4 separate regions of the Mus musculus genome follow, and regions 1, 2 and 3 are each linked to region 4. Evidence: chromatin loops called from intact Hi-C (ENCODE). Cell type or tissue: left cerebral cortex. All regions are shown on one strand. Region 1 overlaps Ninj2 (ninjurin 2). Region 2 overlaps Ninj2 (ninjurin 2). Region 3 overlaps Ninj2 (ninjurin 2). Region 4 overlaps Ninj2 (ninjurin 2).

The links. Hi-C counts contacts between places; a loop is a spot of excess contacts. Peaks named below come from ENCODE experiments on the same cell type or tissue, not always from the same donor. Only the 100,000 strongest peaks of a DNase experiment are listed, where the experiment ranks them.
Region 1: a loop joins it to region 4, with 1.8 times the contacts of the local background. A loop is called at or near these places in 7 of 42 quality-filtered maps.
Region 2: it touches region 4 in a loop (2.3-fold over the local background); 18 of 42 quality-filtered maps call a loop at or near these places.
Region 3: a loop joins it to region 4, with 2.2 times the contacts of the local background. A loop is called at or near these places in 18 of 42 quality-filtered maps.

The regions. Positions count from the first base shown.
Region 1 is chr6:120,156,225-120,164,224 of GRCm38, reverse strand. All of the region lies in intron 1 of Ninj2 (ninjurin 2), which reads right to left. Among named protein-coding and RNA genes, the nearest start is that of Gm25327, 16 kb to the right of the region's middle. In left cerebral cortex, no CTCF peak of the experiment used is centred here; a DNase peak (open chromatin) is centred at 4,888; H3K27ac peaks cover 478 bases.
Region 2 is chr6:120,188,871-120,196,870 of GRCm38, reverse strand. The region is part of intron 1 of Ninj2 (ninjurin 2); the gene reads right to left. Among named protein-coding and RNA genes, the nearest start is that of Gm25327, 49 kb to the right of the region's middle. In left cerebral cortex, CTCF peaks have their summits at 3,484 and 7,558 (motif pointing left); DNase peaks (open chromatin) are centred at 3,493, 4,442 and 6,264.
Region 3 is chr6:120,175,335-120,183,334 of GRCm38, reverse strand. The region is part of intron 1 of Ninj2 (ninjurin 2); the gene reads right to left. Among named protein-coding and RNA genes, the nearest start is that of Gm25327, 36 kb to the right of the region's middle. In left cerebral cortex, no CTCF peak of the experiment used is centred here; a DNase peak (open chromatin) is centred at 3,571.
Region 4 is chr6:120,108,948-120,116,947 of GRCm38, reverse strand. All of the region lies in intron 1 of Ninj2 (ninjurin 2), which reads right to left. Among named protein-coding and RNA genes, the nearest start is that of Ninj2, 20 kb to the right of the region's middle. In left cerebral cortex, a CTCF peak has its summit at 4,361; DNase peaks (open chromatin) are centred at 4,377, 6,683, 7,196, 7,527 and 1 more place; H3K4me3 peaks cover 636 bases; H3K27ac peaks cover 3,783 bases.

The sequences.
Region 1 (8,000 bases), 47 kb before region 4:
CCCCCTAATACTTAAGTCATAAAAATAATCTTGAGTTCTCAAGGAGAAGAAAACGTCTCCAAGTCCTCTGATAGTTAAAACAGCCCTCCTCTTCTAGAGGGAGAGCTCTGTCTTTTGGGAGATGGTCACACAAAGCCAAATGCTTGTTCCTAGCTTCCAGCTTTGCAACTGGCTTTCCACTGCATTGCTGGAGGGCAGTGACCAGCATATTGAAAACAATATTGATGAATGAACTAGGTTTGCACACTCACTTTTATTGTGCTGTCTATATTATTTGCTACCAATAGAAGTTGTTCTTTGTTTTGTTTTCAGCTTCATTTTATTCTTTTTTTTTTTTTAAGTAACTTTTAGGAAGAAAAGAAACTATTTCCTTTTAAAAATTATTATCATTTTATTATTTTTTTTATTTATGTATATGGGTGTTTTACCTGCTTGTGTATCATATGTGTGCCTGGAGACCATGAATACAAGAAGAGGGCACTGGATCCTCTGGAGCAAGAGTTACAAGAGCAAGAGCTACTATGTGGGTGCTGGGAGTCAAACCCAGGTCCTCTGGAAGAGCAGTCAGTGCTCTTAACTACTAATCCATCATTCCAATCTCAGAAATAATTTATTTTTTAATGTTTTATTTTATTTAGTCTTTAAATTTGTGTGCATGCTTATACAGGTAAACACACCCAAATGCATGCACTCTGGTGCCACTGGGGGCCAGTGAGAGCATTGGATTCCCCAGAGATGGAATTCTAGCTGGTTGTGAGCATGGTTGTGAGCAGGGTGATCCAGGGGCTGGAAACAAACCTTTTCCAGCTCTCTGCAGGAGAAGCAAACACTCATGACCTCTGCACCCCCACCCCCACCCCCATGGGAAAGAAATCACCGCCATGGGAAGGAGAGCGCAGAGACAAAACCATCTCTTTCATCTGTCTGACTTGATAACTATCAGTGATGCTATTGACATCCCCTAAGGAAGCCAGTGACAACTCTTCAAATGAACGACCTTCAGTTAAGAATACACGTGTCACTCGGATGCATCCTGCTAATGTGGTGACTGAGAAGTGTCATAGACATGCCAAAGGCTTCGAAGGACAGCGACACCTGGGACCTGCATCTTGGCACAGTACTAGCTCCAGAGACTCCGTTGTCATGGCTTTATTGAGATACAACTCACAAACCATGATTCATGCTTTAAAGCATACAATTTGATGACTTTTCATATGGTCACAGAGTTGTACAAACATTGCCACAATCAACTGTCTGAGTATTTCCTGTCCATGGTGTACCACTTGTTCACTCATTCATATTCTCTTTGTCTCTGTCTCTGTCTCTCTCTGTCTCTCTCTCTCTCTCTCTCTCTCTCTCTCTCTCTCTGTCTCTATCTCTGTTTCTCAGTCTCTGTCTCCCTCTGTCTCTCTCTCACAAACACATTCAGGTTTTTCTTCTTTTTCTTTTGGTTTTTGGTTATTGGTCTTTTTTTTTTTTTTTTTTAGATTTATTTATTTATTTCATGTATGTGAGTACACTGTCGCTATCTTCAGACACACCAGAAGAGAGCATCAGATCCCATTACAGATGGTTGTGATCCACTATATGGTTACTGGGAATTTAACTCAGGTTCTCTGAAAGAGCAGTCGGTACTCTTAACCTCTGAGCCATCTCTTTAGCTCCTGGTTATTGGTCTTCTGAGACAAGGTTTCTCTGTACAATATCCCTAGCTGTCTTAGAACTCACTTTGTAGACCAGGCTAGCCTTGAACTCACAAAGATCCACTTGGCTCCCAAATGCTGAGATTAAAGGCATGTTCTACCACATACCTAGCTACATTCAGCTTTTTTGAGACAGGATTTCAATAAGTAGAGTAAGTAGGCTGGCATTTAACTCACTGTGTAGTCCCAGGCTAGCCCCCAAATCCAAGGCAATCCTCTTGCCTCTACCTTCCAACTGCTGGGATGTCAGGCATGTGCCAGCATGCTCCGCTAAGATCCAGTAGAATCCACACTAGTTTGGACTCAGCATTCCCATGCCACAGTGTAAGATGTGGACAAACCCTGCACACTATGACTGTGTCACACTGGCCCTGGTCAGGCTTGGTGATATACATCTGGAATCTCAAAACTTAGAAGGTAGAGGCGGGAGGATAAGAAATTCAAGATCATCCTCAGCTACATAAAATGTTCACACTAACTTGGGCTACCTGACACCCTGTCTTAAGCAATCAAGGGGAGGATGCTGGTCTTTTTTTTTTTTTCCCCTGGTGGTTTGAGAAGGGACGTGGGACGTGAGACAGGAGCAGGTGTGTGGTAGTGGACAGAGTTGGAGGCACCTGGCCCAAAGTCTACAATCTAAGCAGTGCCCTCTCTCCTCCATTATCGTTCTAGAAATTGGGTTTTTGGGGTTTCCTCCCTACTCCAGTATGGATCCAGACAGGTATCTGGCCAGAAAGACTAGCTAGAACTGGAACTGGTAGCACAAGGCCATAATTCCAGTTACTGGGGATGGGAGTAGGACCGGAAGATCTCAAGTTCAAGGCCAACCTGAGCTCCACAGTGAGACACTGTCTTAAAAGAAAACCAAATTTTCACAAAAAAGGAAAACAGAGATAAAGACAAGGGGCAGTTAGATACAAAGTTTAAGAAAATGAAAGACTCCACTCACAAGGCTGAAGAGCCCAACAACAGGAATTCCAGATAAGATGAACTGAGAAAGAAAGGGCAAGATAATTCAGACTTTTAAACGTGACTTAGATTTTTTTTTCCCCTAGAGCAGAGAACACACATTTTTAAGTGTAAAGTCCTGGCCAACTATGCATTACTGTGAGTTAGAAAAGATGTGCCTACCCCAAGGTGCGTTATGGTGACCTTTTAGAACTGGAGGTGAGAAGAATCTAAAAGCTTTCAGACGTGAGACACACAGACCAGTGTGGGTCTCAGCCTTCCCAATGCTGCCACCCTTTAATACAATTCTTCATGTTGTGGTGACCCCCTAAGCATAAAATCATTTTGTGGCTACTCCATAACTGTCATTTTACTACTGTTACGAATCATAATGCAAATAGTTGATATGCAGGCTATCTGATATGTGACCCTGCAACCCACGGGTTGAGAACCAGCGCAAAGGACAGAAGCCTGGTGTTGGTGTAACCGCAGCCTCACTAGAAGCTGAGGGTACGGGTGACTTCATTTACCCCAGCACGCAAACACTGCGTTGCCTTTGCTTGCTGCCATAGGGAATTACTAAAGGGCATCACAGAACCAGGGCAAACCAAGAGAAGGCAAGACATGCAACCTACAGGACTCTGGACAGAATCACCTTGTCACTGAGGAGATCTGAGGGAAAAGAGAAAAGGAGGTGAGGAGAGGTGGGGCATCCCAGGGGCGGGGCATTCCAGGGGTGGGGCCGGGATAACTAGGCCTTGAGTTAAGTACATGGAACACTGACCAAGAGGATCCTGTGGGTCTAGTGAGATTGTTCAACATGTAAAGGCACTTGCCCTTTAGTCTGATGGCCTGAGTTCAATCCCTGGGACCCCACTCCCAAGAGTTGTCCTCTCACCTACACACACACACACACACACACACACACACACACACACACACATTTTTTTCTTTTCTTTTTAAGAAAGGTCTGTGGTCATGAGAACCCCTGGTTTCAAATCTTTATGAAGCCCAGTTACACTCTCACCCTTTGGCTTTATGACACCCCATCTTTCTACAACAAATCCTCCCGACTTCACAGTTCCCCCAGTGGATTTTAACCACGATTTCTCCAGAAACCTTTTTTATTCAAGCAACTTGAAGCAGCGTTACCAGAGCGTTTATTACAAATGCTCTTGGCCTCCCCCTAGACCCAGCCAATCAGAATATTGTCCCCTTGTCCCCTTTTTGTTTCAAGGCTTGGGCTGAAACTCAGCCTTGCACACACTGGATGGGCCCTCGGCCACTGAGCCTCACACTTGAGCTGAAGAACCTGACTTTGTTTTTAGATTTGCTTACTCTATTTTAGGAGCGTGGGTACTTTGCCTGCATGTGTATCTGTGCACCACATGTGTGCCTGATGTTCCCAGAGGTCAGAGGAGGGCATCGGATCCCCAGGAACTGAGTATTGATGATTGTGAGTCACTTATGTAGCTGCTGGGAACCAAACCTGGGTCCTCTGAAAGAGTGTAAGTTTCTCTTAACCGCAGAGCCAACTCTCCAACCCCTAGTACCTGCATTATAGGAGCAACTAGGGTTCCAGGTCACCTGTATATCTATTAAAGTCTGAGAAGCAGTGTGCTACACCTGCTTTTCAAGGTAGCATGCTGGGCATACTAGAGATAGCTGACCCTAAGCACGCACCAGGCATCATGGTGCATACCTATAATCCCAGCTTTAGGGAGGTAAAGGTAGGGGAATCTAAAGTTCACAGTTATCTCACTTAACCACTCCTACCCGACCCCCCACCTAGCCCATCCTGGGGCTGCAGGAGAGCTTGAACCATGGGATCAATAGCAGCCCTGTACCACATTACTAAAGCAAGCACAGGACTAAAAGGGCAGAAAACACATTGTATCAGCCGAGGCTTCAGCGCTATGCAGGAACCCAGCAGGTTAGTCAGGTCAGGTATCCCTGGCTGGCAACCATTAAATAAAATCACCTCTCAAGTGTGGCAGTTGGCTGTGAATAAATGACCAATGACTGTCAACATCCCGCTGACACAGGCTGGGTGCTGGGCTAAGGCTCTCTTCTTGGCAGAGAGAGCCTTCTGCCCCTGTGCTCAGGAAGTTGGCAGGAGGAGACAGGCTGAGTTAGTCGCTGCTAATCGCTTTTTCAGACAGAAACCTGTGGCCTACAGGACTAGGGGAAAGGAGAAGTGGGCAGAAAGGAGGCTGGGGGCCCCTGTGGGGGTGGGATAGGAAATCACATTCCCATTCTTGGCAGGAGCTGGCTGCCTCCCACCACTTTTCCTGGTTGAGGTCCTTTGGCAGTCAGCCACAGCCTTTGTGCTGTGGGTGCCACCCCCATTTCAACATGAGCACATTAGAATGGGAGGCGGAATTGTAACGATGGTACAGGCAAGAGGAAATGGACTTGTGGACAGCTGAAGCCCCAGCTCAGCCCTCCATGTGCTGTGACTAAGAAAATAAGAGGAGGAAGAAGAGAAGAAGGAAGAGGAGGAGGAAGAGGAAGAGGAGGAGGAGGAGGAGGAGGAGGAAGAAGAAGAAGAAGACCCCAGCACTCTCAAATTATACATGTGAGAGTCCTTTAAAGTATCATTGGAATCTTACATTATTCATCAGTAACAAACTCTACCATTGAATGTCTGTCCTCATGAAGGCTCAGTGTCAACTCTGGAGCCACCAGTGTAGCAACAGTCAAACACAAACTTCAAAGCATACTGAACACTTAAGACTGCACTAGGTCCGGCCTGCAATCCCAGCTACTAATGAAGTCGAAGCAGTAGGATTAAAGGGTCTCGTCTCAAAATGGAAATTATAAAGAGGGCCAAGGGTATGACTCCATAATGAAGTATCTGCCTATCATATGTGAAATCCTAAATTCAGCCCCTAGTAACACACACACACACACACACACACACACACACACACACACACACACGTGGGGGGGGGTGTGAAATGGAGAGGGAACAATCACTATCTGATTTTGTTAAATCTATTTTTATTTTCTGTGCATTGCTGTTTTGCCTGAATGTATGTCTGCATGAGGGTGCCTGATCCTGGAGTTATGAGTTACCATGTGGGTGCTAGGAATTAATCCTGGGTCATCTGGAAGAATAGTCAGTGATCTTAACCACTGAGCCATCTCTTAGGCACTGAGAGAGAGTTTATTTTATATATGTAAGTACACTGTAGCTGTCTTTATATCTTCAGACACACCAGAAAAGGGCATCAGATCCCATTACAGATGGTTGTGAGCCACCATGTGGTTGCTGGGATTTGAACTCAGGACCTCTGGAAGAGCTGTGCTCTTAAAACACTGAGCCATCTCTCCAACCCCTAAAATATATATTCTAATCCATTTAAATTTCAGAACAACTTCTTGGGGGCAAATGCATTTTCCCATATCACAGGGAAAGCTGAAGTGTCTGAGAGGAGAGACGGTCATGTGTTAATTAATGTCTGTCAGTTTTCATCACCATGACAGATACTGCAAGATGACTCGAGAGGAAGAAAGATTACGTTGAGCTCATGGCTTCTGAGGTGTCAGCCCCCCATGGCTTGATCTTGTCACATTGGACACATCACTGTGAGGTACAGATGTTACAAGGTTGCTCACTTTATGGAGGCCTGGGAGCAAAATGAGAGCAAGGGGTCAGGGTCCCACTGTCCTTTTCGATGTCACAGATTCCTCCTAAATGTTCTGCTATGATGGACTGATGACTAAGCCTTTTGTACACGTTCTTTGGGGGACGGTTATGACCCAAAGCACAACCCCTGTGGAACTGGGATTCAAATCCAGATAGTCTCAGCCCAGAGTGCTAACCAAGCTGCTCAATTCACAACACAGGGGCAGTGTGGTGGGCAAGATGCCAACAGTCGCTCCCACTAGTAAACCCCACTCCGGTCTTAATTAGCAGCTTGGTTTCAGCTAAGTAACTCAGAGGCCGTACAGAATGGGGGCAAGAACAGAGGCGTCATCCAGACCTGGTAGCAAGGCCTGTAATACCAGCTACTTGGGAAACTGAGACAGGAGAGTCACACTTCCAAGGCCTGCCTGGGCAGTTTAGTGAGACAACAGTCTCAAAATAAAAAGTGAAAAAAGGTCCTGGGTATATGCTGCAGCAGGAGAGTGCCCACATAGCATAGTCAGGGTCCTGGGTATATACTGCAGCAGGAGAGTGCCCACTTAGCACAGTCAGGGTCCTGGGTATATGCTGCAGCAGGAAGAGTGCCCGCCTAGCATAGTCTGGGTCCTGGGTATGTGCTGCAGCAGGAGAGTGCCCACATAGCATAGTCAGGGTCCTGGATATATGCTGCAGCAGGAGAGTGCCCACATAGCATAGTCAGGGTCCTGGTAATATACTGCAGCAGGAGAGTGCCCGCTTAGCACAGTCAGGGTCCTGGGTATATGCTGCAGCAGGAAGAGTACCTGCCTAGCACAGTTGGGGTCCTGGGTATATGCTGCAGCAGGAGCACCTGCCTAGCACAGTTGGGGTCCTGGGTATATGCTGCAGCAGGAGCACCTGCCTAGCACAGCCAGGGTCCTGGGTTTGATTCCAGTGCCTTGAAAAGAAAAAACAAAAAGCTGTGGGGAAAGCTGAGGACCCACCCACTCACTCATGGTGCTATCAGTTAGAAAGGTGCTGTCAGTTAGAAAGGAAGGGCACTGGAGCTGAGTGACTTCTGAGCATCTGTCACAGCATGGGCGCTTTCTATGTTCTGTCTTCTGGCTGTCCTGTGCAACCTTAGGCAAGGTCCTGTTCCTCACTGGATCTCTCTCTGTGCCCTGAGAAGCAAAGGGAACCAGGTGACCCAGGGACTTTGTGTTGTCTTGCAGCTAAGAATGGAACCCAGAGCCTTGCACGGGCTCAGCTTGTGTTCTGCCACAGAGCCCCCTCCAGCCCCTCAATCCTTCCTTTCTGCTTTTGCTTTTTCTTCTCCCTGCAGTAATGGGGATTGGGCCCCGTGTCTTGCTTGCTAAGAAGGCTCCTTACCAGTGAGCTAAGAAGGCTCCTTACCAGTGAACTAAGAAGGCTCCTTACCAGTGAGGGACACCCCAGCCTCTTATTTTGTTTTAAATAATTGATCTGAACAACACTTACCAAAGAGGTACCATTTGTGCAAAGAAAGCCCTAGATCATGAACCAGAGGCCACAGAGATGCACACGAGCTGCCTCTGCTTTTGTAAGTCCTCTTTCATTGAGTATGGTATCCACCCTTCCTTCCCTTCTCCCTCCCTTCCCTTCCCCTCCCTTTCCCCTTCCTCCTCCCTCTTCCTGTCCTTCCCCCTCCCTCCTTCCCTTTTTTCCTCCTCTTCCCTTCCTTCTCTTCCCTTCCCTTCTTT
Region 2 (8,000 bases), 80 kb before region 4:
CACAAGACCCTGTCTCAAAACACAAGGGCCTATGAGGTGGCTCAGTGAGTAAAAGTGCTTGCTGTAAAGTCTGACAGCCTAAAGTCAGTCTCCAGGGTGTGGTGTGGGTGGGTGGGTGGGCTGTGAATAGAGAGGTCACTGAGTGGGTGGATGCAGAGATATAGGTAAACTGTGGGCGGGTAGGTCTATAGACTGGGATGGATGGATGAATGGATAGGTGGTGGGTGGATGAGAGAAATAAGTTTTAGGGAGTTTGGGTGTCTCTTTTACTCAGCATGCATAACTCTAATAGGTTCTCCACATCCCTTCACATCTTCACAAGGCTCAGGTAGTTAATTATACCTAGGCCTTTTGAGACGGAAGGGCCTGTTTAATCAGAATCAGGGCTTTAAAGGAAGCCAGTTGTGGTAGTAACATCTGAAATCACAGTATTGGAAAAACAGAGCCAGGACAATCACCACGAATATAAGGCCAGCCTGGGCTACATCGTGTCTCAGAATAGATGGGACTGGCTAGATGGCTCAACAGGCACTCATGCTTGCTGCCCAAACCTGAGGACTTGAGCTTGATGCGTGGAACTGGAGGTGAAAGGAACAACCCACTCCTCAAAACTGCCCTGACACCCACACATGTGTCATCCCGACACCCACACGTGTGCCATGCCATGTGTGATGGACACACAAGGGTGGTAAGTGAAAAATTTAAAATAGACACTAATAAATATACCCAAGATAGCCTAACAGTCGTTTTGGAGTTGAACATGGTGGCTCATGTGTAGGCTCTCTTGAAATTGTTTGTTTTGGTTTTTTTCTGCTTTGGTTTTACTACACACACACACATATATTTAAAGACAGGGTCTCATGTATAGTCCAGGCACAGTTCAAATTCGCCATCTTCTGGCCTCAGCCTCTGAGCTGAAGTGTGCACTCCAGCTTTAGGTAGGATAGGAATGCAGAGGAGATGGGGAAGTCAGGTGTAACCTTGGCTAGGGGATGAGATTGAAGATTCACAGGGACTCCTTATTAAATGTAGATGGAGCATGCCCACCAGGAAGAAGTGAGGCTGGGTGAGTTAGAAGAGACAGTCACCACTCACCCCTGTGCTCCACCCGCTGGGATACAAGCTGCTCACATTGGGCCCTGGTCATGACCATCAAAATCAGACTGGAGGCTCTAGTGTGGTCCACTTGGTAGGATGCTTAGCATAGAGCCCTGGATTTGATCCCCCAGGACAACACAAGTGGCTGCTGGTGACACACACTTGTAATCCTAATAATCTACAGACGAGGGGTCTTGACTGTTGTGTCTTCTCAGCCAGTTAAAGAATTGAAAGGCAGGACAAACCCCGAGCACAACGGCGAGCAGGGGAGACGTCTCAACCACCACAGCAGCAGACAATCTGCAGTTGCAGAAAGTCATTTCTTGAAGGCAAAGAAACACACACACACACACACACACACACACACAAAGCAGACACCCGGAGAAAGAGATTTCCCACCCCCAAAAGCAAACTGGGGCTAAAAGGAAAAGAAAAAAAAAATCCAATCTCTTCTTGAGAGCTGCAGGTTTTAGATTCGCTAAAAAGTTTTCCTCCTCCAATTTAGGATTGGCCAGTTTAAAGAAGGAGGGCTTGAATTGCCGGCGACTGTTGAGTAGCCCGTGCCAATCTGGTCTGGAACTGGTTGGGCCAGTCCATCAGCAGGTGGCCTGTTGGAGGAGTTAGAGTCCCTGGTAGGCAGGCAGCCAGGAAGAAGGGCCGTCCCAGGGACTCACTCCCAGTCTCCCACTGGCCTTCTCCAGCGGTAGAGAGAGACAGGAGGATCAAGTGAAGCTTGGGGAACTGCAAAAGTGAAGACCCAAGTTCACACTGTTATGCTCGCCAGGCACTGGGGAGCAGAGATGGGTGGATTCTGGAGTCTGCAGCCAATCTCCGTCAGTCTGGGAACACCGGGTCTGGTGAGAGACTGTCTCAAAATGAAGAGTGATTGTGGAAAACACCCGGCTTTGAACTCTGACCTCCACAAGGATACACTTTCCCCTAGCCGCACAATTTTAATTAATCTATACAAGGTTCAAATGTGTTTTAATTGAACACACTTGGGTGGCCCTAGTGAAAATAGAACATTTATCCTTTCCCTGAGCTAAATGAGAACAGAGAGAGTGGCATTGTTTGAAGTCATCGCCTAGGGGTTAAAATAGCACCCTACACACAACTGTTAGACAACAAGGCCTGGGGCGAGGGAAAGCCTCTCAGAAGCCCTGAGCTAGAACAGCGACCACCCCACCGCCTTGGATTGCTGGCTTCTTGGGATGAGGAGGGAGCCTTTGTTTCTGCCTGACAGCATGCTCCTCTCTCCCTTCCTGTGCTGTGATCTCACGAGGAGATTAGCTTTGTAGGCCGGGCTGACAACATTGTATCAATAACTAAAACCGCTAGAAGCTGACTGGGGAAGGACCGGGAAACTCCAAGGCTGTAACGCTGTGTCGAGAGTTGTTTCAAAGCTAGAAATCCTTGACAAATGGATGTCTTAATTATAAACTACTTTACAAAATTCATATTTAGAGAACGATAAAGTCAAGTCGAGCTCCCAGAACTAAAAAATGAAAATGAAAAAGCTGAACTCCAGAGGTGGAGATATGCTTCTAACTGTTAAGAGCACTTGCTGCTCTTACCGAAGACACAGCCAACACAGGTGGCTCTCAGCCACCTCTAACTTCAGATCTAGGGGGATCTAGTACCCTCTTCCAGACTCCATGGGAAGGCCAATGGTTACATCCGACCCAAGGCTATAGGCCAAGGCCCTGGCTCATTTGCTTAAGGCCTGGTCTGAATCACTCTGAGAACACCAACAGATGGCTCACTTGATAACATTTTCCAATGGGCTGCCCCCCCAATCCCCACTCCCCAATCTCCCAACCCCCCACCTTTGAGCTGTTTCCCATCCCCTCTCAAGCCCTTCCTTACCATCCTTCAGGACTTTGCCCCTCCTTCCAAAAGCAGCTCACACCTGGTTTGAGAGTTGATAGACTGGCTGTCTCTAAAAACTTTCAGGGGCAGAGCCTTAACTCAAACCTCTAGCCAGGTGTTTAACATTGGCTGTAGGTGGGGCTTGGGGGGTTAAGGAGTCCTGGAAGAGCAGGAGATGCTGGGAAACATCATTCCAAATTTCTACAAAAAAGTATCATAATCTCAACTTTAATCCCCTCTCTCTCATGCTTGCCTCGTGTGTGTGTGTGTGTGTGTGTGTGTGTGTGTGTGTGTGTGTGTGTTACCAGGCCTTCACACATGCACACCATTCATTCTGCTACCGAGTCCCACCTCCAGCTTCTCTACCTTTTGTTGCTGTTGCTTTAAGAGCCTGTTTTGCAGAGGATGTGGGATAACTGTGGGTTTAGAAGGTGTGGACCTCTCAGAATTCAGGTCTCGCTTTCATTTTGCTTGAAGCTCTGCTATTCTCCCGAAGGCCAGTTCTCCTGTGTCCACAGGGTGGCGTGCGAGGTTCAAAGAAGCTGCTTGGGAACTAGGTGTCAGAGTGATATTTCAGTCCCAAGGAAGTGCCCCACCACATGACAGGACAGAATTGTGGAACCTGAAGATTGGAGCCTGAATACACACAAGTGGATAGCCTAGAACCCACCAGACACAGCTGGCAAGGAACAGTTTAAGAAAGCCAGTGGTACTGAACCTGGTGGTATTGCCCATAATGTCAACATATGGGAGGCAGAGGCAGGAGGCTTTTGAGTTTAAGGCCATCCTGGGCCAAACAGAAAGATAGCAAACCAAAACGAAGGAACAGGAAGCTGGATCTGAGGGAGATGATGGAGGGATCCCCAGGTGGGAACAGCAGCAGACCTGCAGCCTGGGAGGAAGGTGTGCTCAGAGGGAGGGGCTGTGAGACTCTGGAGGAAATTGCTTTGATCTCTTCGGTTCTTGGCAAGTGAGGAAAAGATTCCCTACACCCTACCGTCTCTATCTCCCCAACCCCCGCCTCTCCCCCCCCCCCCCGCCCCTCTCCCCCGACCTGCTGGGTCTGAGAATGGAATCCGCTGTCCTAAACCAGTGTTTCTCAGCCTTCCTAATGCTTTGGCCTTTTAATACAAGTTCCTCATGTTGTGGTGACCCCCAACCATAAAATTATTTTCATTGCTACTTATAACTGCAATTTTTGAATCATAATGTAAATGTATGGTTTCTAATACAGGGGTCTCGACCCACAGGTTGAGAACCACTTACTGCCCTAAATCCTGCAGTATAGCATTCTTCTCCCTAGCCCACTAGAAACTCCATCAGGGATCTGGCTAAGCGAGGGTCATGGGGTTGCAACAGGGTGGTGCCTTGGGAGATCTGGCCCTTTAAGGCCGGAGCCCCGGCGGGTCAGAACAAAGGCCCGGGAATGTGGGCTGGATCAGGGAGCAGAGCCATTCAGCATGAGTCATTCTTTCATGGAGTCAGAATCCCTGGCTCCTACTTGCCTTGGCCTCTCCCGTGGGCCGAGGGACAGCATCCAGGGCCCGTCTGCAGAGCTTGGACCAGAAGGCTGGAAGTTCCCGCCCAGCTCAAACCCTGCTAGGGAGGCGGCGGTTCATGATCTTGGGTTCCTGGCTTTGGGGTTCAGTTCTCCCCAGAGCATGGGGGTTCAGTTCTCCCCAGAGCATGGGTGCTCAGTTTCATATCTATACAACGTGAAGAAAAACCAGGCCTCTGGAGGAGATGGGCTGTGGGGAGGCGGAGTGAGTCTTCTTCCCTGGAAGTTAAGGCAGAATCCAAGATTGTGAGATCTGTCTCACAATGGTCATCTCTCAGTCTTGCTCAGGACCTGCTCTCCTTCATTCTATACGCTCACTTAGTAACAGAGGGACAGAGTCCGAGGCCAGGGTCCAGGAGACCCTGTTCAAGATATAACAGCCCCAGAGAATCCTGCCAGCCAGGGATGCCTGGGAACCTGAAGGCAGCAGTAGTAGGTGTGAGTCGAGGGGCAGGGTTATGCTGAGGGAATCCTAGAGGTCCATTCCGGGACCCAGAGTACCTTCAGGACTAAAGTATGTGGGGTTTGTGATTGAGGTGGGTAGGTAGGGGGTGAGCACATCAAAGACCTAATTCCCACCCCCCAACCCCGCTCTTGCCTCACCTCCCCCATTCCAGTTTGCAATCCCTTTAGCCCTCTTGCCAGGCCCCACCCAACCCCAAGCCTGGGAATCCTATCCCTTCAAGTGAGCTTCTTAATTCAGCCCTTCATCTTTGTCGTTGTGTATTTTTGCTTCTTTACTCAATTCAGGCAAACAGGAAGGGACTGGCTCTAACAGAAAAGTAAACACATTGTCACATTGTCTATTGACATTCTAGTTACCAGGGACCTTGATGTCCACCATCTCATCCTGCTTTTTCTTAGAAATGAGATTACATGGATGCTGTCTCATGGTGTGTGTGTGTGTGTGTGTGTGTGTGTGTGTGTGTGTGTGTGTGATGGAAGTTGGATAAAATTGTTCTACCAAGAGGCTACAAAAGACCCAGAACCCAGCTGAAGGTAGAGACCTGGTCCCTTCTCCGATCCATCAAGCTGGTGTGTGAGCAGGCCAGCTCTCCCAACCCTGTCCTTGTCTGTGCAAGTACAGAGCTGAGTTCTTTTTAGCAGAGCCATCAAAGAAGGAGGAGGCTCCCTCCTCTGGGTGGAGAGTCTCAGGCTTGAGACTATCCGCTGAGAGGAATTAAGGCCAGGCAGCTGTGGGGCCAGGCCAGGCTAGAGACAGTGAATCACTTTGCCCCATGCAGCCCCAGGCACTGGTGACCTTTGGATGAGTCACTCCTGTCAGTTTTGAGAAAAGCCATGCAGGCAGTCCTTCTGTGTGTCAGCTCAAACCCCGGCTACACAGAGAGTAGGTCAAATGATGACCTGTCAGTTGGCCTCGGAGTAGTAAGCCACCTAGAGATTCTAAGAGCACCTGGAAAGTTGGCGATGAGTCCCCGGCTTCCAGAGGCTGATTTCCTACCCCAGGAAAGGGTGGGTCCATCCTAGAATGCTTGTTTAAACCGTAACCCCAGGAAAATTATTCTACTCATGGGTTTGAAGTAGGTGTTGGGATGTTCTGCTGTCCTATCAGAGTCCAGCTTGGGAAGGTGATGGGCCTGCCCCACTGTGTTGCACATACGCTGGAGCCCATGTAGGCCCAATATACTGTGTGGCTGTGTAGCTCCAACACCCTAGAACCATGTAGCTCATAGTTATGGAGGACATATCTGGCACAGCGTTAAATACAGGACATGAGTCAGCTTAGTCCTCACTCAGCCCTGCAAAGATGAGAGCATCACCATGTAGTGAGCAGAATGCAAAGAGTTCAAGGAACTCACCGAAAACCACACAGTAGAGTGCCCTTCCCTTTGTACTGGAGTCAGCATCTTAACCCCTCCCCTACAATGTTCCAGAAGCTAAAACATGCTTAGGGTCTAATGACAAACATATGAACAATGCAGGATGGCACGTCTGTAATCTCAGCACTCAGGAGACTGAGACAGGAAAAAAGCAAGGACAACCTGGGAAAGAAACAAAACAAAGAACCCTAAAGATGAACTACATGGTGGTAGTCAGATGAAGGGAAGTAATCCTATAGTCTGGTCAGGGCACACTGCTCAATGGAAGTCTAGCCCTTAGTCCCAGGGAAGCTTGCTCCAGACTTGCCTGAGTCTTCCAGGCCTATGTGTCCCCAACCCCTGCACTGCTGTGGGCAAAGAAGACAGAGGTTTGCCTTGGATTGAAAATGTTAAAACATTTAACAGAAGCATCTGGGAGAACTGGTCGACCTTGGCTACTTCTGCTGTGAGAAGGGAACATCTGTCCTGTTTGCTGTGCATAGCTGGGGCTTAAGCTCCCTTGTAGAATGCTTGTCTTGTAGTATTCATGAGGCCATGGGGTTTGATCATCAGCATCCAAGTGGAGGGCGGAAGGATGGGAAGCAGGCCCTTGAGAAATATTGAACTTATGGAAGACAAGCAGACAAACCCCCAACTCAGGATTATCCGCCCATATGTGGCCCTACAGGCATTTTAAATAATCTCTTCTGACTCAGGGCCTGTCCCAGCCCAACTTTTGGTGTAGGCACCACTTAGCTTTTCCACAAGCCCCAGAGACTTGTAATGCCTCTCCACTCCTTGGACAGCCTCTGTCCACACCCAAGGCATGCCATACCACACCAATCTCCCAAGAAAAGGAAATATTCGCCCAAGCGTGATGACACTGTGTATCCAGGGTCCCTGCTCCTGCTCTTGGCCTGCAGACTTCTGCCTTCTGGGCTGCTCATCTCTCCAGCCTGTCTCCTACTCTTCTCCCCACCCTTCCCCATGGGGCGGACTAACAGCTAACCGTTTTTGAAGGCTCTGCCTGTGCCCGGAGCAGGATGCTGAGAAGCAATGGTACACATTAGTCACAGTTCCCTAAACATACTCCACCCTTCTTGCCTGTTCTGGAGGCCTGTCTGCTCTATGCCCCTGGAGGAAGTGTCCTCTTTCTGCTAGACCCCTTCCCTTGGTACAGGCTCTGTTCCCCTGTCTGTGTTGGCCTTTGGCCTTCTTTAGGCCTCTATATGGCTCCCTCTTCTGCTGTCTTCCCTGCCCCTTTGGACACGGTCTCACTGCATAGCCCAGCTGGTCTTGAACTTAAGCTGTCTCCACCTTTAAGATCCTCTCTTGCATATTCTTGGGTTGCACAGTCCCCGAGCTCAGTCCCTTGCTAGTGTTTGGTGCTAGGATGCTGGAGAAGAAACTTAAGTGTCTCAAATACACACTGCTTTCCCACAAATTTATTAAAGAAAAGAGCTTTAGGGTGTGGCATCACTTCCGGGACAGGGGAGTGGCTTGGGACATCTGTTGGAAAACCTGCTCCACCCCTAAGGACTGTCTTTTTCTCTCCTGGACTGTAATCCTCACATAGGGCTGACAGGCCCGGTGCTGTCACTGTCTTCAGGCCAAAACCCACAAAAGGGCAGACTCCTGCGGCTCTCTGTTTGGGG
Region 3 (8,000 bases), 66 kb before region 4:
TCTGGAAGAGCAGTCAGTGCTCCTAACCTCTGAGCCATCTCTCCAGCCCCTTTTGTTTTTTTTTTTTTCTCTCTCTTTCTTTTAAAGATTTATTTATTTATTATATATAAATACACTGTCACTGTCTTCAGACACACCAGAAGAGGGCATCAGATCTCATTACAGATGGTTGTGAGCCACCATGTGGTTGCTGGAATTCAAACTCAGGACCTTCAGAAGAGCAGTCAGTGCTCTTAACCTCTGAGCCATCTTTCCAGCCCAATTTTATTATTTCATGTGTATAAGTGTTTGCCTCAATGCACATCTATGCACCACATGTGTATCTGGTGCCTTCAGAGACCAGAAGGGGCACTGGATGCTCTGGAACTTAAGTTTCAGACCTCTGCGAGGCACCATGTGGGTGCTGGGAATTGACCTCAGGGTCCTGTGAAAGAGTGGTTAAGAGTTCTTAACCAAAAAGCCGGGCGTGGTGGCGCACGCCTTTAATCCCAGCACTCGGGAGGCAGAGGCAGGCGGATTTCTGAGTTCGAGGCCAGCCTGGTCTACAAAGTGAGCTCCAGGACAGCCAGGGCTACGCAGAGAAACCCTGTCTCGAAAAACCAAAAAAAAAAAAAAAAAAAAAAAAAAGAGTTCTTAACCACTGAGCTACCTCTCCAGCCCCCACTGACAGATTCCTTTATTCCTTTTCTTTCTCTGTTTGTTAGTTTGCTTATTGACTGGTATTGAGAATTGTATCTTGTGTGTACTGGACACATGCTTTGCCAAGCTCCCATATTGTATTACATGGTTACTGTTCTTGTTGACCAAATACCCGATAAGGAGCAACTTAAAGGAGGAGGGCTGAGTTCTGGCTAACAGTTTGAGGGCATGGCCCATCATGGCAGGGAAAGCTTGGCATCGGGACAGCGGGACAGCTGACTACATTGTGTTCACACTCAGAAAGGAGATGAATGCTGGTACCCGGCTTTCATCAGAGAACCAAGTCAGCTGTCAAGTAAGAGGCCCAAGGGAGCAGGTGCTAGGTGGCAGACAGGGACCGTACTGGAAGCAACTGGATAGCTGTGTGGTGACAAGCAGGGCTCATGCTTCCTCTATATTTTTAGAAGGTGAGGGCAAGCAAGGTTGACATCTGACTCCTTACCCTGGGGCACTACTCTGAGCTGCTGGACCTAAGGTGGTACTGCTGGCATTTGAGGTGGGCCTCTTCTACTCTGTAAAACCTTTCCAGATAACAGTCACAGCTGTGGTAGCGGGTTTCTATGATATTTGTTTGTTTGTTTGTTTGTTTGCTTGTTAGTTATGTATACAGCATTCTACTACCTGCATATACTCTGCCTACAGGCCAGATGAGGGCACCAGATCTGATTATAGATGGTTATAAGCCACCATGTGGTTGCTGGGAATTGAACTCAAGACCTCTGGAGGTGCATCCAGTGGTGCTCTTAACCACTGAGCCATCTCTCCAGCCCCCATGACAATTCTATATCCAGTCAAGGTGACAGTTAAGACTATCATATATACTTCTTCCTTTTTCCTCAGAGTTATTTATTTATTTATCTGTGGATGGGGCAATTACAAGTCAGCTCCCCGGAGGTGGTGACTTTCTTCTTCCTACCACGTGGGTCTCAGGGGTCCCACTCAGGTGATTAGGTGTGACGGCTTGTACCTTTCCTCACTGAGCCATCTTGCTAGCCTGATGTTTTGTTTTGTTTTTAAGTGTTTAAAAAAAAAAAGCAGTGGGGTCTGGAGAGATGGCTCAGAGGTTAAGGGCATTGACTTCTCTACTAGAGAACCCTGGTTCAGCTCCCAGCAACCACGTGGCAGCTCACAACTGTCTTAAACTCAAGTTCCACCGGATCTGACACCCTCACAAAGACATACATGAAAGCAAAACAAAAGGTGCCAGATCTGGGGCTGCTCCTATAACTCCTAGGCGATCACTTATCTAGTTTCTTTGAGACCAGGAGTATAGCACACACATGAAATATTCTGCCTTTAGGAGGCAGAGACAGGAGGATCGTGAGTTTGAGAATAGCCTGGGTTACAACATGAAACCTTGTCCCCAAAAAGGGGAGGAGGGGGAGAAAGGGCACTAAACCAAGTGTGAGGTCTGTTTGGGGGCTGCCTGCCTGAGCAGGTCCAGAGAAGCCAAGTACAGGAGAGAAGGGTTAGGGGTAGGGGTCTCTGACACAGAGGACCATGGCCCCTGGGGAAAATAGTATCCACTTTGTTGTTCCTGAACTGGCCTAAAATTGTTCTCTAAACAGTGAGGACTCCAGCTTAGCCTAGGTGTTCATTTTGGGGTGAGTGGAGATTCCCTCCTCACAGTCCATGGTGCCAGCAAGGATCATTTCTCAAGAGCTAGGATTAGGGAGCCGTAAAAGGCACAAATTCAGACACCTTCAGAGGTGGAAGGAGAAGGGGAAATCGCTCCTTTTCACCAGAAAGGACTAACCCCACTTCAAGGCATTCAGTTTCAAACTGTGGGCACTTTCCCACAAACTGGGTACAACTGCAGCGTATGGCTCTCGGCCTGTGTCCAACCTTGTTATTCTATAAACAAGGAACCAGCTATACAGCAAGGAAACCTTCCACTGTCACGTAGCAGGTGTGCTGAAACCAGAGCTCAGGTTTCCATAGCATCCACCAAATATCCCACCCCCACCCCCAGGGCAGGCCTGTAAGGCTTGGCCAGAGACAGCCCTCTGCAGGAATCTTTCACCTCCATGACTGTGTTCTCAGTAAGGAGTCACTTTGGACCCCTGTGGGACTCCATTCCTTGGCTCTAGAGGTGTGGAGAGGCATTCAGATCTGCATGGAAGGGACCTACGTGTCCCAATTCTAAGCCCTTACTTACATTGCATGCAGATGGTAGAACTGCCTGCAAAGGAGGGGCCCATAGCAAAGGAAAACTGTCATCATAACATGTCCCAGGGGCCACAGCCCCCCCCCCCCCCACCTCCGAGACTCTGTGTCAGGGTACAATAGTAGTGGAATAAGTTCTGGCCTGGATCAAGAGCAAAACCAGAGTGGGTCAGGGGTCAGAGTTGGATAACCAGGTGAGGCTGCATGCCCTGACATCTAGATTTCTGTGTGTGTGTGTGTGTGTGTGTGTGTGTGTGTGTGTGTGTGTGTGTGTTTATGTGTGGTGGTGGTGGGGGGTGTCACGTGGCAGTGGCTGGTTGTAGACCCCCGGGAATGCAGACACACTGAAGCCACGGCAAAGCCCCCAGAGACAGAACAATTCCAGTTAAATTAGCAACAGAAAGTGTACAGAGTGCCAAACATGTGAGCTACTCAGAAAAGGTATTTGCACGTGAGTAATCTTACAGACTCACAGTCACCTGGGAACTGGAGCCAGGATGCATTTAAGGATAAGCAAAGCCCCGACGACCATTGTAAAATGAAGTCATGCGCTATCTGACCAGTCATATCTGGACTCAAAAGGAGAAGCCTCTATTTTGAGAACTGGTCTCTCATGGTTGCTTTCCGTCTCCTTCTCCTTCCTCTTCCTCTCTGAGAACAACCCAGCCAGCTCCCCAACCTTGGGCCTCTGTAGCTAAAGGCTCAACATGTCTCAGGCATGGAATACATATTCGTAGGCTACAAATTGCTGCCCCCTTCCCACTGTTTGGGATGCTTTCAACACCCTTTGGACTACCACCAAGTAGGTGCTTCCTTCCTCAAAAAGGGCCTCTCCCACCACGGAAGCTTCTGAAGACACGTGTCTTGTGCACTGGTCAGCCCCCACACTGTAGCTTCCAGGCCAGTCAGTGCATTGCTGCAGTGCCACCTGCCACTTGGTGGCAGGTAAAATCTTATGAGGCATGGGAGGGACAGCTCACCATTCTGGGTTTTGTTGGTTTGGTTGGTTTTGTTTCTTTCTGAGAGTTTCAATATGGAACCCAGTCTGGCCCCAAACTCTCCATCCCCTGTCTCAATTTCTGATGCTTACAGGCTTGAAAACTGCTCTACCCACTCTTTAGACCTGAGACTGAGACTCTGAGGGGCCAGTTCACTCAGAGAGTCTTAGAGATGTTTTTCCTATGCTTCAATATGATGCGTGTGTGGGCTGGCCTCTCAGGGACTGGGCGGGGCTGGTGTATGTGTGGGGTGTTGGTCCTAGCCTGTGAAAAGTCAAACTTACATATAAGATAGTAAAATAAGAAAGGAATGGCAGCCTCTGTGGTAAAAAGAACCCCAGTGGGCCAGGTACTGATGGATGGAGTACCCTTTAATCCCAGCACTCAGGAGTCAGAGGCAGGCAGATCTCTGTGAGTTCGAGGCCAGCCTGGTCTACAGAGTGAGTTCCAGGCCAGCCAGGGAGGACAGTTACACAGAGACACCACGTCCCAGAAAACAGACAAACAAATAAAAAAAAAAAACAAAAAAACAAAAGATGGCCATTGTCTTTATTAATAGTTCTTGTTCTCTTTTAGGTGTTGAGTCTCAAAAATCTCCCCCCAGCAGATTCTTAAAAGTACCAGTGCACTCTGAGAATATTTTTTTTAATCTTAGAATGAAGAAAACTTTGTAAGTGTGGCATGAAACCCATATGCCTTAAATGATCTTGTTTCTTTGTTTGTTTTTGAAACAGGATCATACTTTGTAGCCCAGGCTGGCCTAAAGCTCAGTATGTAGCCCAGGCTGGCCTAAAGCTCAGTAGTAGGATTATAAGATTGTAGTGCCACACTTGCCTTCAACAGCAACAACAACGATTTTTTGTTGTTTCTTTTGAAAGGAGGCCTTACTACATCGCTTAGGAGGTTCTTGAATTCCTGGATTTGAATGACCCCCCCCCCCACCACCCCCTGGCTCAGCCTCTTAAGTAGCGTGGGCTACAGGAATGTGCCACTGTACCTGGATAAGACCAATAAGTGTCACTGGAAAAAAATTAAAACTATTTGAACACAGTTGTTGCATGGCAAACACTGTGGAGACCATGAGCTCATTTTGTTCCACAATAATCCCATAAGGCTCCAAGAAGATAGCTCAGAAACAAGGGCTCATCTCATAAAGCATGAGGACCGAGTTTGAACCCCTAGCCCCCACGTAAGAAAAACCCCAGCATGGTTTCATGTGCCTGAACACTAGCTCTGGGAGGTGGAGGGTGGGCAGAAACGGGCAGATTTCCAGAGTTCACTGGCCAGCCAGAGAGTGAGCTTCTGGTTCGTGGGGATACTCTATCCTAAGTCAATATGGTGGAAAGCCATGACGGAAGACATCTGGTGTCCTCTCCTAGCCTCTGTACACACATATACACACAGACAGACACACAGATACAGACACACAGATACACACACACACACACACACACACACGAACTTCCATGAGGTATGTATTGCCTTCACTCTCACTTTGTAGACAAAGGACCTAAAGTGGTAATTTCGCTGGCAAGTTATCAAGCAGTTAGCCCTCTGATCTGTTCGGGCTGTGCCTCATGAAGACTGGCTGGAGTGCCGCTCAGGGCCCCAGCACAGCTCCTCTTGCAGTACGCCATGGTTCCGTACAGAGCAGCGGTTCCCCACCCTAAAGTCAGAAGACAATGACAAATGGGAGACAATACAGCACACAGGTTAAATGTGAGTGTGTGGCAGGTACAACTTGGCTGATTTCCCTGCTGTGTACTGAGGTCTTAAAAGAGAGTCTAATAAAGAAAATCAGGAAAGGGCTGAGGTGATTGCTCACTGGTAAAGCACTTACTGCTTTTCCAGTGGTCCCAAGTTCCCTTCCCACCACCTATGTCCGGTAGCTTATATCACCTGTAATTCCAGCTTTGGGGAATCCATGGAGCTGGCCTCTGTAAGTATCCACACACACCCGGACACACACACACACACACACACACACACATACATAATTTAAAAGAATATATAAATAAAATTTTTTAAAAAAAACTAGAGACTACGAAGCAAAAAAAAAAAGCATCATATATGTCTGTATAACTGCTCATGTGTGGGTCTGCGTGTATTCTAGTCTGCTCGAAGAGATTTCAAGAGATACTAATCGTGTGGGTGAATCTGGGGCTAATCAAGAATCCTTTGCAGGAATGTTCCAAAATTACCACATGCCTTTTTTGGGCAGGCAATTTGACAATGATCTATTAAAATGTAAAAATGTGGGCCAGTAAGATGGCTTAGCAGGTAGGGGTGCTTGCTACCAAGCCCGATGACCTGAATTTAATCTCATGTGGTAGAAGAAGAGAGCCGACTCCTAAAAGTTGTCCTCTGACCTTCGTAGGTGCACCAGGGCATGTACTCCCTCCAATCCCCTGCAACACACACACACACACACACACACACACACACATGCACACGCACACACATGCCTTAGCCTCATGAGTGCTGGACTTGTGGGTGTGAGTCACTACATCTGGTGAGGATCTGCTTTAAAAGAAGTATAGAGTTGGGAGTGGTGGCGCACGCCTATAAACCCAGCACTTGGGAGGCAGAGGCAGGCAGATTTCTGAGTTCGAGGCCAGATGGTCTACAAAGTGAGTTCCAGGACAGCCAGGGATATACAGAGAAACCCTGTCTCGAAAAACAAAAAAAAACAAAAAGTATAGAAAGACCCCCTAGGGATGGGATGTAGATACGGGAAGACATCAAAAATATATTTAGTTGAAAGAGTCCTTAGAAATATGATGCTATGACCCTATGCTGGTAATAGCTAAGTGACACAGAGGCTGGAGAGACAGGTTGGCAGCTAAGAGTACTTGATGCTCTGAGTTTGAGGCCAGCCTGGTCTAGAGCCTGAGTTCAGGACAGCCAGGACTACACAGAGAAACTGTGTCTTAAAACAAACTAGCAAGCAAGCAACAACAAAAAGAGCAATGATGATCTTGGGAAAGACCCACGCTTGGTTCCTGGCCATCCAAATATTTTCTGTAATATCATGTCTGAATCCATGAGTGGGGAAGGAGACTGCACATTAAGGAAAGTGAGGATGCATAGCCCATAACAGACAGACATGGAAGACTAAAGCAAGCTTGGTGGCAAGCCGTGAGAAGCACGCTGTGTGAGAGACATGCACTGTATTTTATTCCAGAAGAACTGTATTTCCAGAGACACTAAAGTTCCCCCAACATTGTGGAGTGAACCTAGAGTCTCTCACACACTGTTACTGTATCCCCATCCTCTTACACACACACACACACACACACACACACACACACACACCTTCTTATTTTAAGACAAGGTTGCACTAAGTCACCCTATCTGGCCTTGCACTTACCCTGTGCCCAGTGGGCCTTGAATTTGTGATCCTCCTGCCTCAGCCTCCTCAGTGGCTATTATCAGCCTATCTGATCACACGCTGGTTCTCTAGAAGGAACTGCACAGAGGCAGCACTGACATCAGCCTGGAGAGTTAGAGCCATGTGGTGAGTATGGAGATGAGGCTGTCCACAGTGGGGTCCAGAAAGCAGGAATGGAAGACAGTGGGTCACTGGATGCCAGGGCTGTACAGAGGGAGGGTAGAGAGAGTCTCTTCTGACTGGGAGACAACATCGGTGTTTCAGGGTAGAATCCCGCCCCAACCTGCTCTGCAGCCCAAAAGGATGCTATTTCGGAACAACTTTCCAGGAGAGTGGCCTTCAGGTAAAGAAGGCACCTTTAGTAATCTTTGTGGACACACTTGCCAGGTGCTGATTCTGACAACCTGCTGGCCCTTGTGCCAGGCTGTCAGGAAGTTCACCAGGGCCATAGTCCCTTCTGTCTAAGACACATTCTTGAACAGAACCCAGGACAAAGCCATTTAGCATAGAGACAGAAGAAAGACAGTGAGTGGGAAGGGATTTCATTTTATTTTAAATCTTTTTTTAAAAAAAAAGATTTATTTAATGTATATGAGTACACTGTAGCTGTACTGATGGTTGTGAGCCACCATGTGGTTGTTGGGAATTTGAACTCAGGACCTCTGCTCGCTCCAGCCCAAAGATTTATTTATTATTATATCTAAATACACTGTAGCTGCCTTCAGACACACCAGAAGAGGGCGTCA
Region 4 (8,000 bases):
AGCCTCTTTTTTGTAGCCCTAGCTAGCCTGGAATTTACCATATAGTGAAAGCTAGTCTCAAATTCACAACAACGCCTCTGCATTGGCCTTATGAATAATAGTATTCCATGCTGTGAGCCATCACAGGAATTTGTTAGTTTTAAATTCAGGTTAGTATATCACTACATAGCTTCTTGTGTTGGTCCTTGGTCATTTCATGTGTCTCTGTAAAGTGAAGCTGTTGGGAGCCATATTCTATGAGGTTTCACCGTCTTTGTTCCCTCTCACATGGAGTATATGATAAACGTTAAACAGGCAGGCATGAGTGGGGACATATAAACAGTGCAGGACAGGGCCAGTGAGATGCTTGAGTGTGTAAACACACTTGCCGCTAAGTCTGACAACCTGAGTATGATCTCTGGGACACACACAGTAGAAGGAAAGAACTTACTTCCAAAAATTGTTCCTTGACCTTATCACACATGCCCCCAGGCACATGCGCAAGTGCACACATACATGCGCCTATAATCAATACATGTATCTTTTAATTACTTAAAGAGCAGTTTGATGCATATTCATAGCATGTAATTCTCTGCACCGGGTAAAAGTACGTAATTGTGTACCAGCTCAGGATACACAAGACCTTAGGTTCAACCATCATCGCTAAAACTACCATTAGCTTCATCTATATAGTCTAGCATGGTAATTCATAGTATTAAGTAGGGGCTGGAGGTTAGGATGTAGCTCAGTTGCTAGAATTTTTGCCTATCACAGATGAAGCCCTGGGTTCAGTCCTCTGGTACCACATAAAACCAGGTGTGGCGATACCAGAAGGAAGCAGACATCACGAATTCATAATCTTCCTCGGCTACATAGCAAGACTGAAGCCAGACTGGGCTACATGAGATCCTGACTTTAAAAGGAAAAGGAGGAGGAGGAAGAAGAGGAAGAAGAGGAGGAGGACCACACACACAATTAGGCACAGCACAAACCCTTTTACAAAGAAGGAAACGGACAAGACAAAAAGGCTGATCTTACATCAGTTTTCTCTTTCTTCATAGACACAGTCACAGTTATTTGTTGCAAGCTAGTGTAGACTTCAGTATGTTTTTTTTCCTTTTCAAAAGGGGAATAATACATCCTAGGCAGTTAGCACAGGACTTGCCAAGGCCTTCATAGCATTTACCCCGGTAGATGTTGGTTGCTCCTGGTGCCTTCCCTTTACAACAATCTTCTAAGAAAATGAGGCACAGACAGGGTAAGTAGTTTTCCCTAGAGCAGACATCCCAGCAAACAAGTGACAGGTCCAGGATTCAAACCCAGGCAGTTCAGCTCCAGAGTCTTTGCCTTTAACCACACTTCTGAAGGTGATTAGTGACTAACCTTCCCTAATCCCCTCCCTGGTGTGCGTGCCTCTGTGAGAGTACTCGGGGCACTATGTGAGAATTTTCTGGAAAGATACACAGACATACATGCACTCATATACATCCTTACACAGACACACATTCACAGAAGCATACACACACACACACACACACACAAGCACACAAGCATACACAAACACACCCACCCCTACCCCCCCACCCCCCACCCCACCCCCACACAGCCACCCAGGGTACCTGTAAGGAGCTACTGCAGCATTCTGGAAACTATGTGTGGTTTGTAACTGACAGAACATGACCATTATCCAGACTGTAGTCATAAGATATACATGGATCCCCAAACCAGTGACTCCTGAAGGTAGGTTCAACCTCAGCTCTAAGTTACTAAGAACCACTGCTTAAGGCAAGAGTGACAGTGGCCTGGAGGAGAGAGAGGCACATTAAGCTAGCTGGGAGCATGAGGTACGGTTTCCAGGACCCCAATTCTCCCTTGGCAAAACCCTGAAGGATCAAGTTTGCAGCTGTCAGAAAGCAAAGTAGGAAACTGCCGTCTGAGATCCAGGAAAGCCGGGTGGAGATGACCCCAGCTCAGCACTGTTTTGGATTAAATTAGCAGCCCTCCAACTGCCAGCTCTATTGTCACAGTGAAACACGTTTCCAGTCCACCAGCGGAAAGTTTGCTCTCTGGCAGCCAAAAGCACTTGGAACAGGCAATGATGATCTCATAAAGCAGGAAATCTGAGCAGTTAGTCAGATGATTAACGTGTTTTTGAGCTGGAGGAGCAGAGTGTCATTTAATGAAAATATCATTGTAGACGCAGGAGTTTCCAAGCTGGGCGACAGCTTAGAAACTCATCACATCTGAAGTCCTTGCTCTGTTAATATGGAAACCGACTCTTGGTCTGTGTGTTTGGGGTTTGGTTTTGCTTTGTTTTGCTTTGTTTTGCTTTGCTTTGCTTTGCTTTGCTTTGCTTTGCTTTGTTTTGTTTTGTTTTGTTTTGTTTTGTTTTGTTTGAGAAAGGATCTCTATGCATCCCTGCTGCCCTGGAACTTGCTCTATAGACCAGGCTGGCCTGGAAGTCTCAGGAATCTGCTTGTCTCTGTCCCCAGGGTGCTGGCTGGGGTTATAGGCATGTGCACCCATCATGCCCAGATTAACTGACGCTCCCCCCCCCCCAAAAAAAGGAGATATCAGGGTTTCTGGCTCAAGGAAAGTGTAATTTTTCCACTCTATCCTCCCTCCCTTGCAAAACCCTGCAGCCTTGGGTCTCCAATATGCTCCTTAGCTCCTCCTGGGTGCCTGGTAACTCCCTTTTCTTCTTAGCTGTTTCTTTCTTTCTGTTTTAAAGACTTGCTCACTTTGAGGGTTTTGCCTGCTTGTGTTTGTGTATCATGTGCATGCCTGGTGCCTAGAAGTAGCCATGAGATAGATCCCCTAGAAGTAGAGTTACAGATGGTGAAGAGCCACCATGTGGGTGCTGGGAATCGAACCCAGGTACTCTGCAAGAATAACAAGTGCTTTTAACTGCTGAGCCATCTCTCAGTCCCTTGGTGGTTTCTTTCCAAGGGGTGTGTTCTGTTTAGTGTTGGGAACAGGGCCTGGGTTCTAACACGTACACAAACCTGGCTCTATTACTCAGCTATACCCTCAGCCGGTTTTATTGTGCCCACCCCCCTTTGGTGTGACTTTCAATTCTAGAATCAAGCAACATTTCAGTGCATAAAATTCCCCCTTTAGTTGTCTTGTTTGTGTTAGCACACCCTTCTTCCCCCATGGTTCCCACACTCAAGAGTGCTTTCAGCTCTAATCTCTGAAGAAAGGAGCAGCCAGTTAGAAAATAGGGTTAGACCTTCCTCAATCTGTATACTCACTTTAGAGTAGCTCCTACAGGTGGTTGGTAGACCTTTCTCTTGTCTAGTCATGCTTTGAGATTAAATTATTTGACAATCTGCCTATACTGACTTTCAAATAATAAAAACCAGCCATTAGCTGGGATCTCAGCAAAAAAACCAAACAAATTTTGCCTTGCGCATATGCCAAGCTTTCTGGACCTTCAAACTGCGACCAACGTCCTCAGGTTGTATGGGTCTATAGCAAGGTTCTGCTTGCAGAGGCTCTCAACTATAGCTTAGTCTTGTGCTCTCTATACCAGGCAGAGAGGATGGGAAAAGAAATAAGTCCCAAACCTGGATGCTTCTCTTGGAAGTCAGGTCAAAATTCCACACACATCTTTGACTCTGCTCTTGGTAAATTCTAGCGGAATTCTTAAGCACTGTCCTAGTATGGCTAAGGTTGAAAAATGTCCTAACAATATCATACTTCAAAATGGTCCTGCCGGGCAGTGGTGGCGCACGCACACCTTTAATCCCAGCATTTGGGAGGCAGAGGCAGGCGAATTTCTGAGTTTGAGGTCAGCCTGGTCTACAGAGTGAGTTCCAGGACAAGTCAGTGCTATACAGAGAAACCCTGTCTCGGAAAACAAACAGAAAGAAAGAAAGAAAGAAAGAAAGAAGGGAGGGAGGGAGGGAGGGAGGGAGGGAGGGAGGGAGGGAGGGAGGGAGGGAGGGAAAGAAAGGAAAAGAAAAAAAAATGGTCCTGCATAGGCCTCACCCAGAGATCTGACAGCGTCTGTTATCCCTTGCTAGCTTGTATTGTACTCTCTATATAAGCTCACATGACGGTGAGCAAAGGAACTTTCTCTCATCTTTTAAATTTTTTCATCTATAAATTGGATTTCTCTGACCAGAAGTAAAACAAAACAAAACAAAACAAAACAAAACAAAACAAAACAAAACATCCCATCCACAAAACACCGGGCCTTCAAAAGCGGTAGCTGTCACTCTGAGGTGACTGCAGTAGCAGCAGCTGTAACAGAAGGGAAGCCTTGGGGGAAACTCAGCAGGAAACCAAGAACTCCTCTTCTGCGAAAAAGGGAACTGAAACAACCCCACTGAGCCCTGCAGCAGGGCTGAGCTCCGGAGTTTGCTGTGCAGGGGCTGGCTCCGGAGGAGAGGAGGAGCCAGTCGCCTTGAGTCCCCCCACCCCCACCCCCCAGACTGGAGGGCTGGGAAGTGCTCCCTCGGGCGGCCACAGTCAGCTGACCGTGTGCACGCTCCCATTCCCCCGCCCCCCCAGCTGTCCCCAGTCCGCCCCCCTCCCCCGTCTCGTCCCCCTCCTCCACCTCTCCGCCTGGTTGTGTGACTTGTAGGGACACTAGAAATGCTGGTAGTTGCTAAAGTTCCAGCCTTCACACCCAGATCTGTGCGGCTGCTTGATGCATGGCCCTCAGAACTAGATAAAGGCAGAATGAGCTCTGCTCAGGGTCTGTATTTACAAACGTCCTCCACTAAGCCTCACAAGAACTCTCTGGAGTGTGTACAGCCGGTCTAGGCCTGCAGGACCAAGGCTCTGTCGTGACTGGGTTGTGGACACCTCAGTGACAGGGCCCTTACCTAGCAGGCATCCGGATTACAAGGCATGAGTTTTTCTGACTAACTCAGCTTCATACCAGGATGGCAAAAAGCCCCCATTCGAAAACCCCCACAGGCGTCATTGTGTGCTTGGAGGCCATCATGGAGGGCACATCAGAGCTCCCTGAAACAAAGCTAAAGGACTTTCCAGAAGGGGTGGAGGCGGCCTTTGGATATGACGTACACACTTTAAGTCCCCCATAGGTTAGTATTACATTGAGCCACCTCTTTCCACAGATCCTTTTTGTTGTTTGGTTGGGTTTTTTGTTTTTGTTTTTGTTTTTGTTTTGTTTTTTGTTGTTGTCTTTGCTTCTGAGGCTGAAGGTGAGCACAGACAGGGTCCTGAAAATAAGTGTTCTACCACTGAGTGACACCCAAAGCCCACAAGCTATTTAATGCCATTAACCAAATGAGGAGATTCCCCTGCCATGTCTCTTCTGGAGCCCCTTCCTCTCAGATAACAGGGACAGTCCGGTGTCAGAGACCATTTTGTCACTCTGGGGTTGGGTTTTGAATTACCAGCTCATTCCGGAGGCCCTATTATAATACTTGCTCTGGGTCCCAAAGGTCCCAGAGCATCTCTAGTTCCACCTTTGTACCCACATTTACTCATTTTTCTATTGGTAGCCCTCTAAGGTGGAAGGATGCCACCAGAGTGAGGGGCTGGGTTCAGATTGGAACCTCCGCACTGAATGTCTCCCCTGACCAAACCAGGGCAGGACAGCAAGACCCCATCTCGAAAACAAGACTTCCTTTCTTGAGTGTTCCTCACATAAAAGGCAGTTTTTTTTTTTAAGAAGACAAACAGGGCTCCAGCAGCTGGGTGAGAGTTGGTTAAAGGCAGACTGGTGGAGACCAAGCTCTCGTGGACAGCTACTTAATACCCTACGAAGGTAACCTTAATCCCCTATGGATCCCTTTATAGATGAGGCTCCTGAAAGGTTACTCATGCAAGTGCTCAGCGGTAGAACAAAAGCCAAGGGCCATGAGGCGACAGTGGATGGGATCTAGCTGTAGAAGGAGAGAGAACTTTCTAGATAGGGGAAACAGTATTTATAGGATCTCAGCATGCAGGGGAGGTGGGCAGGGGTTACTTGCAGGCCATTTTGCCTGCTAGGTAAATGTGCACAACAAGTCTTGAGCTGTGAGCTTCCCCAAGTCTACTTGAAACCTGAAAGAGAAACATTGCTGCCTACATGGTACCGTAGGGCTGTGCACACATTAGACAAACCCTCTGAGCTACATCCCCAGGCCAGAACTGAACACCGCAATTAATTCCTGAATTCAAATACTGCATTTTTCATTGTGTGGTGCATGCCTGTAACCCCAGTTTTGGGGATGCTGTGGCAGGAGGATTGCTGAGAGTTTGAAGCCAGCCTGATGAGAAATTTTATCCAAAAAAAAAAAAAAAAGCTAATTAACCTTGGTGTATGTTGTTTGTATTTATTTGCAATTCAAACAAATAATACTGTTTAGAAAATTAGGAAAAAACAAAGCAAAAATTCTTTTAAAGGGTTTATATCCAAATTTTTATTTAGCGAATAATATGGGTGTATTTTAATACATTTGATTTAAAAAAACAAAAACAAGTAGAGCAAACAGAGCAGCCATGGTTCTGGGGTTGGGATGTACCCCTGAGGGCATGGGGAGCTACCAGCAGAATCAGGGGAATGCTCTCTGTTACTGCCTTCCACACAGAAGGGAATCTTTCCTCAGAGCCAAGATTAGCATAACATGATAGCATTATACAATCCTATTATTCTTTGATTTCTCCATCACCAACCTGACTCAGCTTTCTAAATCTACTTAAGACCTGGGAGTGTGGGTTTTGCCAAATCTAGCCCTGCTCACTTTGAGACAGAGTCCCACTCTGCAGCCGAGGCTGACCGTAGCTAGACTTGTAGCAATCCTCCTGCCTTAGCCTCCCAAATGCTGAGATCACCTGGCCTGAGCCAAGCCCAGCTTTGCTAAATCCTTTCTTATTAAGTCCAATAAAGTTGTAGTCTAGGGAAGGACTGGAGCCCACGTGATCCAGAGAGACATTCAAACTCGGCTACTTGCCTCGTGGTGACTTTGCACAAATGACCTATCTTTTCTGAAGTTAAAAAAAAAAAAATTAAAGACATAACATGTCCCTCACAGAATTAAGGGAGGTAAACTGTACATAAAGCCCCTGCCACAGACTATGTATTTAGAAATAAGCTGTAAGCCGTTGTCAGATACACACAGCTCCTCTGGTCCCTCATCGAGTTGTCTGTCTGTAGAACACAGCAGAGGGCAGGGTGAATACTTTTCATCAATTTTCTGAAGTAAAAATTGTCCCCACTTCACAGATGAGGAAACTAAGGCTCAAAGATCAGATAAATGCTCAGTGAGCCCCGGATAGACAACTCCTAAAAGATCTAGAACTGTCTTTTTTTTTTTTTTTTTTTTTTCCTCCCACTGCTTCTATCCCTTTGGGTTCACACCATCAGTCATGGCCAGAAAGGGACCTGGTAACCAATGGCACCTTGGAGCCCTCTCCTCTGGTCTGCTGGCCTCCATCTACCTTTCCTCCCACCCCTCCCAACATCGCTATTCCACCCCCACCCCCTATGACAGCCTCTGCTTTTTCCTTGTTAAAGAGCTTGCTGGGAGACTCCGAGGGAGGGAACGCCTGTCTGGGATGCCTTCCAGAGAGCCTCCCTTCTCAGGGCGCAGATAAGTAGGTCACATCAGGATGCTGGGGGTGGGAGGGTAGGCTGCGACAGGGAGGAGGCAAAAATACTTCAGGTCACATGGAAAATGAGAGACAAAGTAACCGGGTTTTTCCTCCTTCCTGCTTTCTCAGTCTCCCAGGGGCAGCTGCCTGTAGGCCACGGCCTACAGGAAAGTGTTTCCTGTCCTGGTGACCTGGGAGGTCACCAGCAAGGCTGAGCTCAAGTGTACTGGGCTGAAAGCTTGTGTCTGCTTTGCTCTCCTACCCCACCCAGTCCCGCACATCTCCCTTCAGTCACCCTCACACGACCCAGCTCCATCTTTCCTCTTGATGGAAAAGAGAAAGGCCAGGATTGTAGGACTATACCACCTTGCTGACCTGGGAGGCTCTGGCCCGATCGATCACCTGGAGCAGCACCCTGTCCTGTCCTGTCCTGTCCTGTCCAGATCTGGGTCCCACGGGTTACCAAA